Regions from separate parts of the Homo sapiens genome. Here region 1 is linked to region 2. Evidence: read pairs that join two places in POLR2A ChIA-PET (ENCODE). Cell type or tissue: CD4-positive, alpha-beta T cell. All regions are shown on one strand.

The links. ChIA-PET counts read pairs that join two places held together with the same protein. Peaks named below come from ENCODE experiments on the same cell type or tissue, not always from the same donor. Only the 100,000 strongest peaks of a DNase experiment are listed, where the experiment ranks them.
Region 1: POLR2A ChIA-PET joins it to region 2 with 8 read pairs; 2 of 35 experiments call an interaction of 5 or more read pairs at or near these places.

What each region holds. Positions count from the first base shown.
Region 1 is chr1:26,943,675-26,951,674 of GRCh38, forward strand. It overlaps NUDC (nuclear distribution C, dynein complex regulator), which reads left to right. Exons shown (of 9, transcript NM_006600.4): 7 at 1,716-1,799; 8 at 1,894-2,012; 9 at 2,456-3,197. The coding sequence ends at 2,507. It overlaps KDF1 (keratinocyte differentiation factor 1), which reads right to left. Exons shown (of 4, transcript NM_152365.3): 2 at 7,668-8,000; 3 at 7,008-7,082; 4 at 5,888-6,477. The coding sequence ends at 6,395. Among named protein-coding and RNA genes, the nearest start is that of KDF1, 13 kb to the right of the region's middle. RefSeq lists a silencer at 4,564-4,858. In CD4-positive, alpha-beta T cell, no CTCF peak of the experiment used is centred here; no DNase peak of the experiment used is centred here.
Region 2 is chr1:26,719,480-26,727,479 of GRCh38, forward strand. The region is part of intron 1 of ARID1A (AT-rich interaction domain 1A); the gene reads left to right. Among named protein-coding and RNA genes, the nearest start is that of ARID1A, 27 kb to the left of the region's middle. RefSeq lists enhancers at 2,430-3,010, 3,011-3,590, 3,621-4,862, 3,650-4,935, 4,751-5,330 and 2 more. In CD4-positive, alpha-beta T cell, no CTCF peak of the experiment used is centred here; DNase peaks (open chromatin) are centred at 2,372 and 4,322; H3K4me3 peaks cover 609 bases; H3K27ac peaks cover 934 bases.

The DNA.
Region 1 (8,000 bases), 220 kb after region 2:
TGCTGGAAAGAGAACAGTGAACAAAACATAGGAAAATATGTGCCCTCAGGAAGCCTTCATTCTCAACCTCACTGCCTTTACAGAGAGGTAGGACACAGAGATCAGTAAATAAAGGTGGTCTGAAAAGGGCCAAGGGTCTGAGGAGAACTTCCCAGGGCACATAAGACCCTGTAACAGCCTGTCCGACTGGCACTGGCTGCCTTCACTCACTCACCCCTCCATGCCTCTGCACTTGCTTTGTCGCCCAGGCTGGAGTGCAGTGGCGCGATCTCGGCTCACTGCGAGCTCCGCCTCCTGGGTTCATGCCATTCTCCTGCTTCAGCCTCCAGTGTAGCTGGGACTACAGGCGCCCGCCACCATGCCTGTATTTTTTTTTTTGTCTGTTTTGTTTTCTATTTTTTAGTAGAGACAGGGTTTCACCGTGTTAGCCAGGATGGTCTCGATCTCCTGACCTTGTGATCCGCCCACCTCGGCCTCCCAAAGTGCTGGGATTACAGGTGTGAGCCACCATGCCCAGCCCTTTCCCTGCCTTTTAAATTTATTTTTTATTTTTTGAGACAGGGTCTTGTTCTCACCCAGGCTGGAATGCAGTGGCGCAATCACGGCTTACTGCAGCCTTGACCTCCCGGGCTCAAACGACCCTCCCACCTCAGCTTCCTGAGTAACTGCGAGCGCCACCCTACCTGGCTAATTTTTAAATGTTTTTTGTAAAGACAGGGTCTCATGTTGCCCAGGCTGGTCTGAAACTCCTGGGCTCAAGGGATCTTCCTGCCTTGGCTTCCCAAAGTGTTGGGATTACAGGTAGGAGCCACTGCACCTGGCACTTCCCTGCTTAAAAACTTTTTCTGGCTGGGCGTGGTAGCTCATGCCTGTAATCCTAGCGCTTTGGGAGGCTGAGGTGGGCAGATCACGAGGTCAGGAGTTTGAGACCAGCCTGGCCAAGATGGCAAACCCCATCTCTAATAAAAATACAAAAAATTAGCTGGGCATGGTGGTGGGCGCCTGTAATCCCAGCTACTTGGGAGTCTGAGGCAGGAGAATCGCTTGAACCCAGGAGGTGGAGGTTGCAGTGAGCTGACTGCACCACTGCACATGGTGGCTCACACCTGTAATCCCAACACTTTGGGAGACTGAGGCAGGCAGATCATCTGAGGTCAGGAGTTTGAGACCAGCCTGGCCCAATATGGTGAAGCCCCGTCTCTACTAAAAATACAAAAATTAGCCAGGTGTGGTGGTGCATGCCTATAATCCCAGTTACTCGGGAGGCTGAGGCCGGAGAATTGCTTGAACCCGGGAGGCAGAGGTTGCAGTGAGCCGAGATGGTGCCACAGCACTCCAGCCTGGACAAGAAGAACAAGACTCCATCTCAAAAAATATATATATTTATTTTCTTCCCATTTTAAATCTGGAATACTGCTTTGTGTCTTAAGACTCAGCCCGAGTGTCACTTTCAAACTTTTCTCCCTCCACCCTGGATGAATATCTCCCTTTCTGCTTTCTTCTTTCCCTTATCACACTGATTTGTAACTCTTTGCCTCTGTGTCTCCCCTAGCTGCAGGAAGGGCACAGTCTTGTACCTCTGGATCCAGTGTAGGCCTGCAAGGGTCTCAGGTGCAGGATGTGGATGGGAGAGAGTTTGGTTGTGAAAGGGTTAAGGGGTGATTCCTGGTGCACAGAGCAGGCCACCTCCCACCCTCTGGTTGTTCTCTTCACAGATCAATAAGATGGAGTGGTGGAGCCGCTTGGTGTCCAGTGACCCTGAGATCAACACCAAGAAGATTAACCCTGAGAATTCCAAGGTGAGCCCTGGCTGGTTGGGGGAGCTTCAGCAGGAAGGTGAGGGGCCTCGTTGTTTCCAGAGCTTCACCGATTCCTGTCACTGCCTGCCCTCAGCTGTCAGACCTGGACAGTGAGACTCGCAGCATGGTGGAAAAGATGATGTATGACCAGCGACAGAAGTCCATGGGGCTGCCAACTTCAGACGAACAGAAGAAACAGGAGATTCTGAAGAAGTGAGCAATTCAGAGACGGGGTTGGGGGACCGTGGGTGCCTGGGGGCTTAGACTTCGGTGACAGCAGTGAGTGGATCACTGCGCTGCCTCAGGAGCTGCCCTGCCCCCTTTCCAGCCATGTTTATGGCTTTATGGCTTTGGCTTGCCTACTCTTGTCATTTGCTGAGGTCATCTTGAGGGCAAGGCCGGCTCATGGTGCATGATAGGAGGGAAGGGGTAACAGGCGGTCATTGCCACCTACAGGAAAACAATGCCAGTGTTGGTGCCTCAGCTTCCAGCCTCGGGACTCAAATGCGTCTCAGATACCCTGGGCCCTGCTCCTGCCCAGCCTGGCTTGGTGTTGCTGAGGTCTAAAGAGATTAGACTTGACACGGGGGTGCTGGGAGAAGGGACAGCTTTAGAAGAGAAGGATGAGCTGTTTCATCTTGCTTCCGTTTCTCCAGGTTCATGGATCAACATCCGGAGATGGATTTTTCCAAGGCTAAATTCAACTAGCCCCTGTTTTTTCCTCCCTGAACTCTTGGGGCTGAGCTGCAACCACCCAACTTTCTTTCCCACTCTTCTCTGGGACTTGTGGGCCTCAGGGCTTGGGGCAGGCATGGGACTGGCCCAGGCACACAGGTCCCGGGGCATCAGGAGAAAGGCTGGGTCTTGGGACCTTGTCCTCCCCAGTTGGCCTACTGTTACACATTAAAACGATTTGCCCAGCTCCTTCTGTGTCCTCTCTTGCCTCTGGCCTTTCTCTGGGGCACAGGCCTCTTACGGCTGCTGCTGGGAACTGGGAGTTTGGCTTCTAGCCCAGATTCTGCCATGTGACCTAGGGCACATCCTTGCCCCTCTCTGGGCCTCAGTTTCTCATTACTTAAAGATTAAAACAAGGCTTGGCCGGGTGTGATGGTTCATGTCTGTAATCCCAGCACTTTGGGAGGCTGAGGGGAGCAGATCACCTGATGTCAGGAGTTTGAGACCAGCTTGGCCAACATGGAGAAACCCAGTCTCTACTAAAAATACAAAAATTAGCCGGGTGTGGTGGTGCACACCTGTAATCCCAGCTACTCGGGAGGCTGAGGCAGGAGAATCGCTTGAACCCGGGTGGCGGAGGTTGCAGTGAGCCGAGATTGCACTACTTCACTCCAGCATGGGTGACAGAGACTCCATCTCAAAAAAATAAATAAATAAAACAAGGCTTTTAGTCTATGTATGTTTCTGAGCAAAGGTTGAGTTTTTCTGGCTACAGAGACCAGAACACATGTCAGATTCTCAAAGGGGCGCATGACCCAAAAAAGTTTTAAGACCGCTGGACTTGTTGATCTGATTTTTACTTCCCACTGCAGCGGGTCTGCCCTCTAGCCGTGAATCAAGTATTCTTGAAACTAGAGACTATTGTGTCCCAGGGCAGAAGAGCAGCAAGGGCCAAGGTGACACTGCCTGGCTCAGGGGAGGGGTACCAGGAGGACAGCTCAGGCCTCAGATCTGGTGTGTGTGGTACAGGGACCTTACCAGGAGGACAGAGTAAAGTCCAGTGAGGCTCCATTGTTTGTATCTCAGACCTGGACCTCTGCAGATTCTAGGCCTTCTCAAAGCCAGCTCCCAGGGCTGAAGAGGTGCTCCCCTTTGCTCAGATCCAGCCCACAGAGCTGACCCCTGCCCCACTTTGGCTAGAGAGTGGAGGTCAGAATGCTTGGGCCACAGAGGTTATAGCAAGAATGTCTAGGTTGACTTGCTGTGAGTGCTTAGTTCTTTGGCTCCTAAATTTCTGGAACACAGATGTTTTTTTTAGAATTTGAGAATAGCTGGGCACAGTAGCTCACGCCTGTAATCCCAGCACTTTGGGAGGCCAAGGCAGGCAGATCACTTGACGTCAGGAGTTCGAAACCAGCCTGGCCAACATGGAGAAACTCCATTTCTGCCAAAAATATAAAAAGTTAGCTGGGTGTTGGCCGGGTGCGGTGGCCCAGGCCTGTAATCCCAGCACTTTGGGAGGCCAAGGTGGGTGGACCACAAGGTCAGGAGATCGAGACCATCCTGGCTAACATGGTGAAACCCTGTCTCTACTAAAAATACAAAAAATTAGCCGGGTGTGGTGGCGGGCGCCTGTAGTCCCAGCTACTTGGGAGGCTGAGGCAGGAGAATGGTGTGAACCCAGGAGGTGGAGCTTGCAGTGAGCAGATATCGCGCCACTGCACTCCAGCCTGAGCAACAGAGTGAGACTCCGTCTCCAAAAAGAAAAGAAAAAGCTGGGTGTGGTGGCACGTGCCTGTAATCACAGCTACTTGGGAGGCTGAGGCAGGCGAATCACTTGAACCTGGGAGGCTGAGGTTGTGGCGAGCCAAGATCGTGCCACTGCACTCCAGCCTGGGCAATAGAGCGAGACTCTGTCTCGGGGAAAAAAAAAATTCAGAATAGCTTGTTAAAGATTTCAGAGAGGCTATGCAGTACATAGCTTTGTCTGTTTTCCAAACTTGCTAAACCTTTTTTTTTTTCCTGGGAATGCAAATAATGGTTTAAAAGGCTAGGTTTGGAAAATGGTGCTCTAGGGCTGAGGCTTGGTTCGTGGTGTCACTCTACCGCTCTGTACTCCTGTTCTGCCCCGTGGTCATTTTAATCTTTTGGAGGCCTTGACCCGGATGCGACAGCAGAGCCTGGAGTTAGAACTGAACCCTATGTTCATAGCCCTGAGAGATCATCCTGTTTCCCTTAGGAAACTGGACAAACAAGTACAATTTGTCTAGTAGTTACTTTCCAAAGGGTGCCTTTCGGAACAATAAAAAGGGCGGTGGGGGCAGCAGGTCAGATGGGAGCTGGAGTGGGGGGATCCTCAACACTTTCTAGCTTGTTTGTTAATTAAGAATGGGCTGGTGGGCCTGCCCCGGCCTCTCTGCTGAAAGAGGACCAGTAGATAAGCCTGTGTGTGAGGAGCAGCCAAGTAGGATCCTTCTGAACTCATCTGGGCTCTGCTACCTAATGAAGGGATTCTGCATCTGCCCCAGCAAGGCCAGAGCCACAGTTACTAACTGCGTGTCCCACTAAGTTCCTTGACCTCACTGTGAGCCCCACGTTTCCTCTCTGTGAAAGAATAATGTCCTTTCTCCAACGTTATTGGAGAGGCCAAGAAGATACTGGTGAAAACCACAGTGCTGGCCAGGCGCGGTGGCTCACGCCTCTAATCCCGGCACTTTGGGAGGCCGAGGCGGGCGGATCACCTGAGGTCAGGAGTTCGAGACCAGCCTGACCAACATGGAGAAACCCTGTCTCTACTAAAAAATACAAAATTATTTGTGCGTGGTGGCGCATGCCTGTAATCCCAACTGCTCGGGAGGCTAAGTTAGAAGAATCGCTTGAACCCGAGAGGCGGAGGTTGCAGTGAGCCAAGATTGTGCCATTGCACTCCAGCAGCTTGGGCAACAAGAGCAAAAACTCCATCTCAAAAAAAAAAAAAAAAAAAAAAAAACCACAGTGCTCTGTTACTACCACAGAGAGAGTGGAAGGGGAGCAGCAGGTCCAAGGCTGGGTAGGGCCAACAAATGATCAAGGCTTTGGGGAAACTGTGGGCTGGGCAGAAGCAGGCCAGCCTGCAGGCAGTGGACTGGGAGAGCAGAGGCAGTTCGGACAGGCCTCCCTAGAAGAACCTCTCAAACAATGTCAGAAACCATTTATCCAACCTTTCTCAGGCACAGACTCTGTGCTTGGTTCTTTATCTCCTGGAACTCACAGTGAACCTGAAATGGGGGCAGCATTACTCCCATTTTATCCTTCCTACTTTAACTGCAGGGCACTAAGCCAGGCTGGACACATATCCTGTCTCCTGCTCTGGGCAGCAGTTAAGTGAGGCAGATGGGAGAGAAAGGACAGCCAAGAAAGCAGGCAGATACCAATTACCTTTGTACTTACAAACTGTGGTCATGTTAAGATACAGAACATCAGCCAAGAACCAGAACCAACTCCTTAACATAACATAGAGTGGGCCCTGCCCACCCCCCAATACAATACATTTAAGATAAGCTTCTTTTAACTGTTGAATTACCCCAGGGAGGGAGAAGTTTGCATGATTGGTTAGGGTGGCAATAGGGGGATGGAGTCAGGGTTCACTCCCAGAAGGTAATGCCTAACTCCTTACTTTCCATGATCAGGCCACCTGAAGACCATGAGCAGGAAGGAAGGGGCCCTGGCAGGGATCAGACCAGCTGGGGATGCAAGGAGATGTAGATCCCATGGCCCAGTGAAATGCACATGGTCCAGGAACCCAGTCAGCCAAGGCAGGAGGAGCCAGAGTGGGCACTGCTTCAGGTCTAAGCCTCTCCCACAGGGGTTCCTGGTCCCCCTCTTCATTCTGTAGGCCATGCTTCTCCCAGAAAGGGTGTGGCAGCTGGGCCTGGCAGGGGTTAGCAGTACACCTGGAGCAAGGGTGCCCCCGACGAGTCTGTGTCGGTGCCCTGGAAGGATGAGTCATGGCTTGCTGGGTACCCTGGTAGGAAGGAGAGGAGAGGAGGAAACAGGCTCAGGGGAAGGAGCTCATCCAGATCCCATGACCAGGGAGAAGCCTGCTGAGAAGGAGCAGAGTGGGACTTGAGCCTGGGTCAGTCTGATCCTGGCTGGATGACCCACTCAGTTTATTGACCTCTCTGAGCCCTAGCCTCCCTTTCTGTAAAAGGATAATGATTCCACTCCCAGGGGGTTGTTGTCAAGGGCAAGAAGACCGCAACAGAACCACACGGGTGTCTTTCCAGCACCATGCTGGATGGCTCCCCACCCACTACTTTCCTAGTCATCTGGGCTTGAAGGTTGGGGTCTGATCACTTTCAGCTTGCCTGTTCTGGGCACCTGCACCCACTTTAAGCCAGCTTGCTAGATGGAGACAGGTCTGTGGCTGCTTAGGTCCCCGTCCCTTTTTGATGTCATCCTCATCACCCCAAAAGAAAGCTGGGAGAGCAGCAGGTGAGGGGCCCCTAGGGTAGTCCCCCACCCTCCACACCCCTCATTAGGTCAAGACCACACCTGGAGCTCCATAAGGCCTCAGCTTCCGGGCGATGGCATCTGCAGTCGTCTCCTGGGAGATCTGCACTGTCAGCTCTAGGGAGGGAACGTGAGGCAAGCAGTGGTCATTAGCACGTTCTTTCAACCCTATTTCCTACTTCTGTTCCCAGCCCGATGAGGGAGGAGCCACTCACTCCTGGGCAGGGCTAGAAAAATAATGCTTAAAGACAGAGACATAGACAACGTGTGCATGCGCAGAGTGATGGATGAGTGGGAGTTTTGGTTAGCCCAGAACAGGTCAGAGGCCCAAATTCATGTGGGTCCCTAGGTCCTGTTCACCAGACCAGGCCTAGAAGCTACTCTGGCAGGAGACAGCAGAGGAGAGGAGCCTTTTGGGTAAACTTGTTGAATGCAGAGGGAACCTTGACCTTTCTGGGGACAGCAGCGATGGCCAGAGAGCTCTCCCAGGGTCTGCATGCTTCTCTCAGCCTTGCTCGGACCTCACCAGGAAGGGCCAGAGTGGGAGCTGGGGAGAGGGGATGCAAGAGTTGACAGAAAGGAGGAGGAAAGGCAGGGACTGGCTGAGGGGTAGACCCACAGTGACTAAAGACCCCATTCCAACCCTCCCCTGGCCAGAGCCTCCCCTACTCTGCCCCTCAGCCCCATGGGGCCCCCACCTACCATCCTGGCTGAGACCTGAGCCCACCATGGTCTCATGGCCACTGTCAGGGGCAGCAGCGGTTGGGGCAGCAGCCCGAGTTGAACGACCCTCCGAGGTCTGTGGGCGAGCACGGCTCTTTCGGGTACTAATGCGAATGATGCCGCGTACCAGGCGGCCCTCAGCATCCTGCTCATCCAGGTGGTAGTCCTGCGTGATGCTGCTGATAAGGTCCGAGATCTTACTGGTCTTCTCCAGGAACACAGTGTCTGATGTGCACTTGGCCAGCTCATCGATCTGGTGTACGCTGAACAGCTCTGTCAGCTTCTTGAAGATGAGCACATCAATTTCTCGGC
Region 2 (8,000 bases):
GGATTTGCACTATAACAGGCATTTCACATACTTATCGTTTGAACTGTCTCATATTTTTGTTAAACAGTTTTTAATCCCTGTTTAAAGATGATTCTGGTGCCAAGGGATGAAGTGACTTGCTTAAAGTGGTGTGAAACTCTATACTTTTTTTTTTTTTCTTTTTAAAAAGGTACAACTGAGGCCGGGCACAGTGGCTCACGCCTGTAATCCCAGCACTTTGGGAGGCTGAGGCGGGCAGATCACCTGAGGTCAGGAGTTGGAGACCAGCCTGACCAATGTGATGAAAACCCGTCTCTACTAAAAATACAAAAATTAGCCGGGCATGGTGACATGCGCCTGTAATCCCAGCTACTCGGGAGGCTGAGACAGGAGAATTGCTTGAACCCGGGAGGCAGAAGTTGCAATGAGCCGAGATCGCGCCATTACACTCTAGCCTGGGCAACAAAAGTGAAAGTCCGTCTCAAAAAAAAAAAAAAAAAAAGGTACAACTGGGCTGGGCGTGGTGGCTCACACCTGTAATCCCAGCACTTTGGGAGGCTGAGGCAGGTGGATCACGAGGTCAGGTGTTTGAGACCAGCCTGACCAACATGGTGAAACCCCGTTGCTACTAAAAATACAAAAATTAGCCGGGCATGGTGGCATGCACCTGTAATCTCAGCTACTCAGGAGGTTGAGGTAGGAGAATTGCTTGAACCCGAGAGGCATAAGTTGGAGTCAGCCGAGGTCACGCACTGCACTCCAGCCTGGTGACAGAGCGAGGCTCTGTCTCGAAAAAAAAAAAAAAGGTACAACCTTCCAGATTGGCCAACATGATGAAATCCTGTCTTTACCAAAAATAAAAAAATTAGCAGGCCCTGGTGGCACAGGTCTGTAATCCCAACTGCTAGGGTGACTGTGGCAGGAGAATCACATGAAACCGGGAGGTGGAGGTTGCAGTGAGCTGAGATGGCGTCATTGCACTCCAGCATGGGCGACAGAGCAAACAAGACTCCATCTCAAAAAAAAAAAAAAGGTACAACCTTAATTTATTTGATTGTCAGTTAACCTTTGGGCATGTAGCCCAAATGCTCCCAGACTGGATACGAGACTCTCTTAAGATTAAAAATACAGATTCCTGGCTGGGCGCAGTGGCTCATGCCTATAATCCCAGCACTTTGGGAGGCTGAAGCTGGCAGATCACTTGAGCTTAGGAGTTGAAGAACAGCCTGGGAACATGGTGAAACCCCATCTCTACAAAAACTGGCTATGATGGCATGTGCTTATAGTCCCAGCTACTCAGGAGGCTGAGGTGGGAGGATCACCTGAGCCCAGGATAGGAGGTTGAGGCTGCAGTGGGCCATGATTGCACCACTGCACTCCAGCCGGGGTGACAGATTGAGACACCCTGTCTCAAAAGAAAAAAAAAAAAAGATTCCTGGCCCGGCCCCCATCCCAGACCTGCTAATTAAGAATCTGGAGGGTAGAATTGGATTGAGTAGCTGAGGAGGTTGAGGTTCAACCTGGTTGATTGTCTTGACCACTCCCTCAGGAAGTTGGTCTGAGAACTGGGATTGGACCCCAGATGTACTTACTGCCTCTCAGTTTACTGCTCTTTGCACCTGGTTGTACTGCTGCCTTTTGAGATAAAAAGTTGTAAAGAAGGGGACGTTTAATTTTATGAGATGACATTTTGGTTCTTGTTTCATAGTTTTCTTGGGGTCTTACTATTGTTTTGGTCACCCTGGTTTGTTTTTGTTTTTGTTTTTGTTTTGAGACCGAGTCTCACTCTGTCACCCAGGCTGGAGTGCAGTGGTGCGATCTCGGCTCACTGTGACCTCCACCTCCCAGGTTCAAGTGATTCTCCTGCCTCAGCCTCCCAAGTAGCTGGGACTACAGGCGCGTGCCATCACACCCGGCTAATATTTGTATTTTCAGTAGAGACCAGGTTTCACCATATTGGCCAGGCTGGTCTCGAACTCATGATCCGCCCTCCTCGGCCTCCCAAAGTGCTGGGATTACAGGCGTGAGCCACCGCGCCTGGCAACCCTTGGTTTTAAGCAGTACCTGAAAGGATTTTTTCCAGAGAAGTTACTTGGTTTCCTTAGTGGCTTTTGTAATTTGTTTGAAATAGGGAGAAATTGGTTAAGTTTAGTCTTAGGAAAAAGTGATCTTCATCATTTTAGGAAGAGCATTTTCTCTGGAAATGATGATAGCCACCTGTTATGGAAAATGTGGCTAATGAAAGTGCCCTGGATGAAGAGAGAAGGACTTATCATTTGTTGGGATTCATTAGTTTGATGCTGTAGCTGCTTTATTTGAAGGGCCCTTTCTGGTGCCAAAGAAGTGAAGAAGCATCAGTCACTTGGTTGTGGTTTTTCTGGCATGCCTCTTTTTGGTAGACAGCTGTGAGGTGGTTATTATGGTTGTTTCTCATAATCTGATTGAGTTTTGCTACATGATTCAATGACTCTTCCCCTTTTGGTCTCCTTCTTCTAACCTTAGTGAGTTTTCTCTTATCTTCTGGTCTGGAAGGATAGAGATATGGTAGTCTATATATCTCTAAGCCCAGAAGAGAATGAGGCCTTTGTCTTGTTTTACATCACTTTCTAGATGTTCTTGGTTTGACATCTGGTTGCAAGCGCCTTCCTGGAGGTTTGATCAGGCTAGTGCTTCAGGGGATATCATTGGAATGGGCTAAGTCTGCAAAGGGGAATGTGTCTGATCTTCTAGAATGGTTTCTGTAAGCAGAATGGGGTAGATAGAACTTTTCACTGATTTTTGTGGTGGTTTTTTTTGTTTGTTTTCAAGATAGAGCCTTGCTCTGTCACCCAGGCTGGAGTGCAGTGGTGTGATCTCTGCTCACTACAACCTCTGCCTCCCAGGTTCAAGCGATTCTCCTGCCTCAGCCTCCCGAGTAGCTGGGATTACAGGCACGTGCCACCATGCCAGGCTAATTTTGGTATTTTTAGTAGAGACGGGGTTTCACCATGTTGGCCAGCCTGGTCTCAAGCTCCTGACCTCAGGCGATCTGCCGCCTTGGCCACCCAACGTGTTGGGATTACATGCGTGAGTCACTGCGTCTGGCCAATTTTTATTCCACTTGGAAATTTATGGAAGTTTGAAAGAATTTTTAAAAAACAAAACTTTTTTGGGGAGTGGTAGTTGCAAACTAGTTGTTGATTCCTCTCTCACCAAAGGCAGATGGTCAGTTTGTTTAGAACTTGAATGAACTAGAATGAAGGAATTGTGAAGTAGAAAACTGAGTTATGGTTCCTAGGTTATGAATGAAGAGAATCATAGGCTGAGTGGGTTTGATTCCCTGTGACAGGTGTTGGTATAATCTAATGAGATTTTTTTATTTTCCTGTCATCAGCTTGGCTTCAGGAAATCTTTAGTGTTGTCTCTGTTGAGGCCAAATAGGAGGTTAGAAATCTCTTATTGTCCTAGGTCATATAAAAAGTCATGTTTCCCCACTATTTAAAACAAGATGAAGGTAGTCTCCTTATTTTAGGAGGCGGGGTCTAGGAGTAAAACTAAGACAAACATGTTTCTGGACAATTTCTCCTCAATTGGGGGCTAGGGGTTCTTGACTAGTCTTCAAAGAAGGTCTGAAATACTAGGGGATATAGAAAAGACAGGATAAGGGGCGTTAGATACAGTTGTCTGGCTGGGGAGAGAAGGGACAATGAGAATGATTTATGCTGGTCATTTTATGTACCAGGGTACATAGGGTGATTTTTTTGGTGGAAGCCTAGTCTGTCCTAAGATATTACTCCTGAGATCTAAGTGAGCCACGTGCAGCTGGCAGGAAGCTGAAAGCTGTTGGTTGGGAGAGGCCTTAATTTTTACACTTGCCCCTGCCTGGAATGCCCTATCACAGGGGAGGGTCCCATACTGGAACTGGATCAACAGCTGTCGCCTGTCCCTGGAATCACAGGAAGCGGAGGACGGGGTGCCTTTGTATAGGGAGCTCTGAAGCCAGACAATAGTTTGTGCTGGCGGGGCCATGTGGCGAGTCATGTGACCTGGGGCTGTTTTCTGCTGGGGTCCTTACCCATCTGTTCTCTCGGCTCTTTCTGGGTTATCAGGCGCCAGTCCAAGTCCTCCCAGGCAGCCAGCTTCATGGCCAGAGATTACGAGCACTAACCTTCCTGGCAGGGGCGGTGTGGCTTCGAGTTTATGCAGATTAGCCATGTGTTTCTCACTTCAAGGCGTTCCACAGGAAAAGCCTTTTCCTGTGTTTGGCTCTCAGTGGGCGGTTCCCAGCTTACTGTACTGGGACTCAGCAAGCAGCAGGCATGCACCAGAGGGATCACAGTACACTGGCCCCCCTCTCCATTCCACCTCCAATGCTACGTCACCACAACACAACCACTCGCGCTCTCATACTGTTGGTGTCATTCATTCGGTGCCAAGATTGCTTTAAAAAATTCCCTTGGCCCCAGTTCAAACAGGAGTACAGCTGGGATGTGTTAGATTTTAGGCAGTCTGCCCTCAATTTGAGATGAGTTATAAATAGCAGTGCCGACTTCCTTAACTACCGCTCTCTGAGGTAAAATGCAGGTTAATTACTGTGGGAATCAATTAGGGGGGTTCTTTTGGTTAAAGAGCCAGGGATGCATTTTTTTAATTATTATTATTAAAAGTCATATAACAAATCTAGCCAGGAATAAATTGAAAGCACAAGGAGTAATAATACTTAAATGTCCAAAAGCCAAGGTTATAGCTCTAGGTTTACACTAGCCCCAACTAGTTAGCATTTAGGATGATAAAATGAGTAGTGGTCAAGACTTCTCCTCTCTGATGGACACCTTTTTGGCAGCTCCTGGCCCAACCCTCTCTGTTCTTATTCTTGCTGGCCCTTGGCACTGTTGAGTACTAAATTTAGCTCCTTAGGGTTGCCGCCTGGTCACTTCTTTCTATTTCCTTGGATTGGAACTGGAGCTTTCCTCAGTTGGACTTTTATTTAAATAAAATTATGAAGTTTCTCTTTCCTGGTGCCACTGCCACGGGTGGTACATTTTTGTGAATGGTATATCTCTGCTTAGAAGTTTTGAGTTCTTGGCTCTGTCTTCTCTGCTCTCTCCTCGGTCATGGTCAGATGGAGAATTTGCAGCTATTTTAATCTGTGAGTTTCACAAAGTGGTTACTTTGGGTTATAAGACATTCAGCCCAGGTCTACCTTAAAAGTCTAGTCTGTTATTTCAGCCGTTTTTGGGGGTCATTTTGGTTTTCCTTGATGCAATAAGAAGTTGTAAGAGGTTCCAGTAGCCAGCTAGTCTGGAGGGTCTTGTAATTCTATTGGCTTGGAGCAGGGGAACTCCCTATGCAAGGGGTCTGTCTGCTAGCTGTTTGTTCTGAATATATTCGGAAGGACAAGCTGCTAGGCATCCTTGCCTTTGATGCCCCTAAACTGCATCTTTTGATACATTTCATTTGGCAGGCAGTTTATAACATGGCCAGTGATCTGGAAGGAGGTGGTAAGTGGTAGATGGAGATGAGGAGTTTTCTTATGGCTCTTTCCCCCTTTTTTATTTTTATTTTTTATGAATGCAGGAGAGTATATAGCAGGGGGCCCGACTTTGCTGATCAAGGGGCAGCATTTTCCTCTCAATTATGTGTCTCTGTGGCAGAGCCTTTGCTTTTGAAGTGTAATCACAGTAATCTACTCCTGTGGTTTCCCATTGAAAGGATTTCCTCTGTCTTTCCCAGAGTGGAATCTCTGGCTTTTTGCAGCTAGGGTTTGGAGTTTCCATCCCCTGCCTTGTGCCTGCAGACTGCTGATACTGGCTTTTGTATCTTGCATGTAGGGATTTTTCTGGTCTGAAATTGCTACTTTCCAATAAAACTGATTAGTGAATATTTAAGGCCCCTTCTCTGTTACGAGAGATTGGGAGATGGCATTTCATCTGTAACTGCAAATCACAAATATTTCACGATGGTTTTAAATGTCATAAGTGTGAGTTATGTCCCTGCTCACCTCCCCTTCTGATTTGAGCAGATGTCTAACTTTTACATGAGATCAGAATAATCTGATTGTTTGAACTGAATATATATTTAGTTTGCCAAATAAGCTGCATATTCTGTTGATCATAAGCCTTTTGTGATGGGAGGGAGTCAAAAATCTGACGACCAGAAAAAGAAAGCATATTAATTTTATTTTTAGAATAAAAATTTCTTTGATGTACATTTATTTTTGGTCTACAAAGATTTCCTAAAGTTGAGGTGGGACATTCCTTGAACCCTTTATAGCCCCCATGTAAGTAGCTGTACTCAATTGGGAGCGCAGGCCTCCGTGTGAGAGAGGAAAAGGTGACTTGTCCTTAGCCTTTTGTTTTTAAGCAGTGTATATGAGGATGCCCCTGCAGTTCTGAAATTCTCTCTGGTATAAACCTTTTTTTTTTTTTTTTTTTTGAGACAGAGTCCCACTCTGTTGCCCAGGCTGGAGTGCGGTGGCACAATCTCCGCTCGCTGCAGCTTCTGCCTTCTGGGTTTAAGTGGTTCACCTGCCTCAGCCTGCTGAGTAGCTGGGATTAACAGGCGTGCGCCACCACGTCCGGCTAATTTTTGTATTTTAGTAGAGACGGGGTTTCACCATATTGGCCAGGCTGGTCTGGAACTCCTGACCTCAAGTGATTCACCTGCCTCAGTCTTCCAAAATGTTGGGATTTACAGGCATGAGTCACTGCGCCCAGCCTTGGGTTTGTTTTTTTTTGTTTTTTTTTTTTTTTTGAGACAGACTCTTGCTCTGCTGCCCAGGATGGAGTGCAGTGGCTCGATCTCGGCTCGCTTCAGTCTTCGCCTCCCAGGTTCAAGTGATTCTCATACCTCAGCCTCCCGAGTAGCTGGGACTTATAGGCATGTGCCGCCACACCCAGCTAATTTTTGTGTTTTTAGTAGAGATGAGGTTTTGCTATGTTAGGCAGGCTTGTCTCCCAACTCCTGGCCTCAAGTGATCCACCTGCCTTGGCCTCCCAAAGTGCTGGGATTACAGGCGTGAGACACTGCGCCCAGCCAGGTTATTCTTAAAGTGTGCTTGTTCTCCCTTGAATATTCTCATCCTTCTTTCTCATCTTTCACTTCAGTCCAACTTTTTTTCTACCTTCAAAGTCATAACCCCTGTGTTAGGGTTAGATTTAGGCTATGACCCTGGCTTTATGGCTAGATAGTTTGATTTGGGCTTTGTCCCCATAGTGTCTCCTACCCTTTTTTGGAATAGGACAGCATTGCACATTGAACAGTCACTGAGCCCAAGCTCTGTACTTTGGTATTTGGGAGAGCTTTGAAGATAAAACACCTGATCTCTGGCTTCCCAGAAGTTAGTCTTGAGAAATGCAATCAGTTAGTTGGAATAGTTAGCTGCAACTAAGTGTTAAATCTTAGGATGCTAACTGGATTTACAATAGGGCATTTAGAAATGTTAGAGATCAAAGTGTACTGAAGATATGGGAAGTGGCTTCATTTTGAAAGGTCAAGTTTCTGTTACTAGAAGCCACTGTGGACAGGAGGGCAGGGCAGGATGCCATTGCATAGAGCTGGGCATGTACAGTATGTGGGGAATCTTGGAGTGAGACTGAAAAAATGTGGAAAACTGGTTCACATTGTAGAGGGCTTTAGAGCCAGGTAAAAGCACTGTTTTATCATTACTGATAATCGCTACCATTTATTGGACATTTAAATACCAGGCACTGTGTGAAGTGTGTTATGTGCATTTAAAGAACTGATGTGTTCAAGGTAGGATGGTGAGAGAGGTAGGATTTGGACCCAAGTCTATCAAATTACTACACTACCCTCTATGTAATAATACTGTGCAGGATTTAGTAGTTAGGAAGTTTGGAACTATTATTGACCAGGGAGTGGTGGAAGTGATTTGGGAACAGCATTGTCCTAGAACTGCTCTAACATAATAAGCCACTAGCCACATGTAGTTATGTGAATTTAAATTAATTAAATGTAAATAAAAATAAAAATTTAGTTCCTTTGTCATATTTCAAGTGTTGAATAGTTACCCATCACAGAAA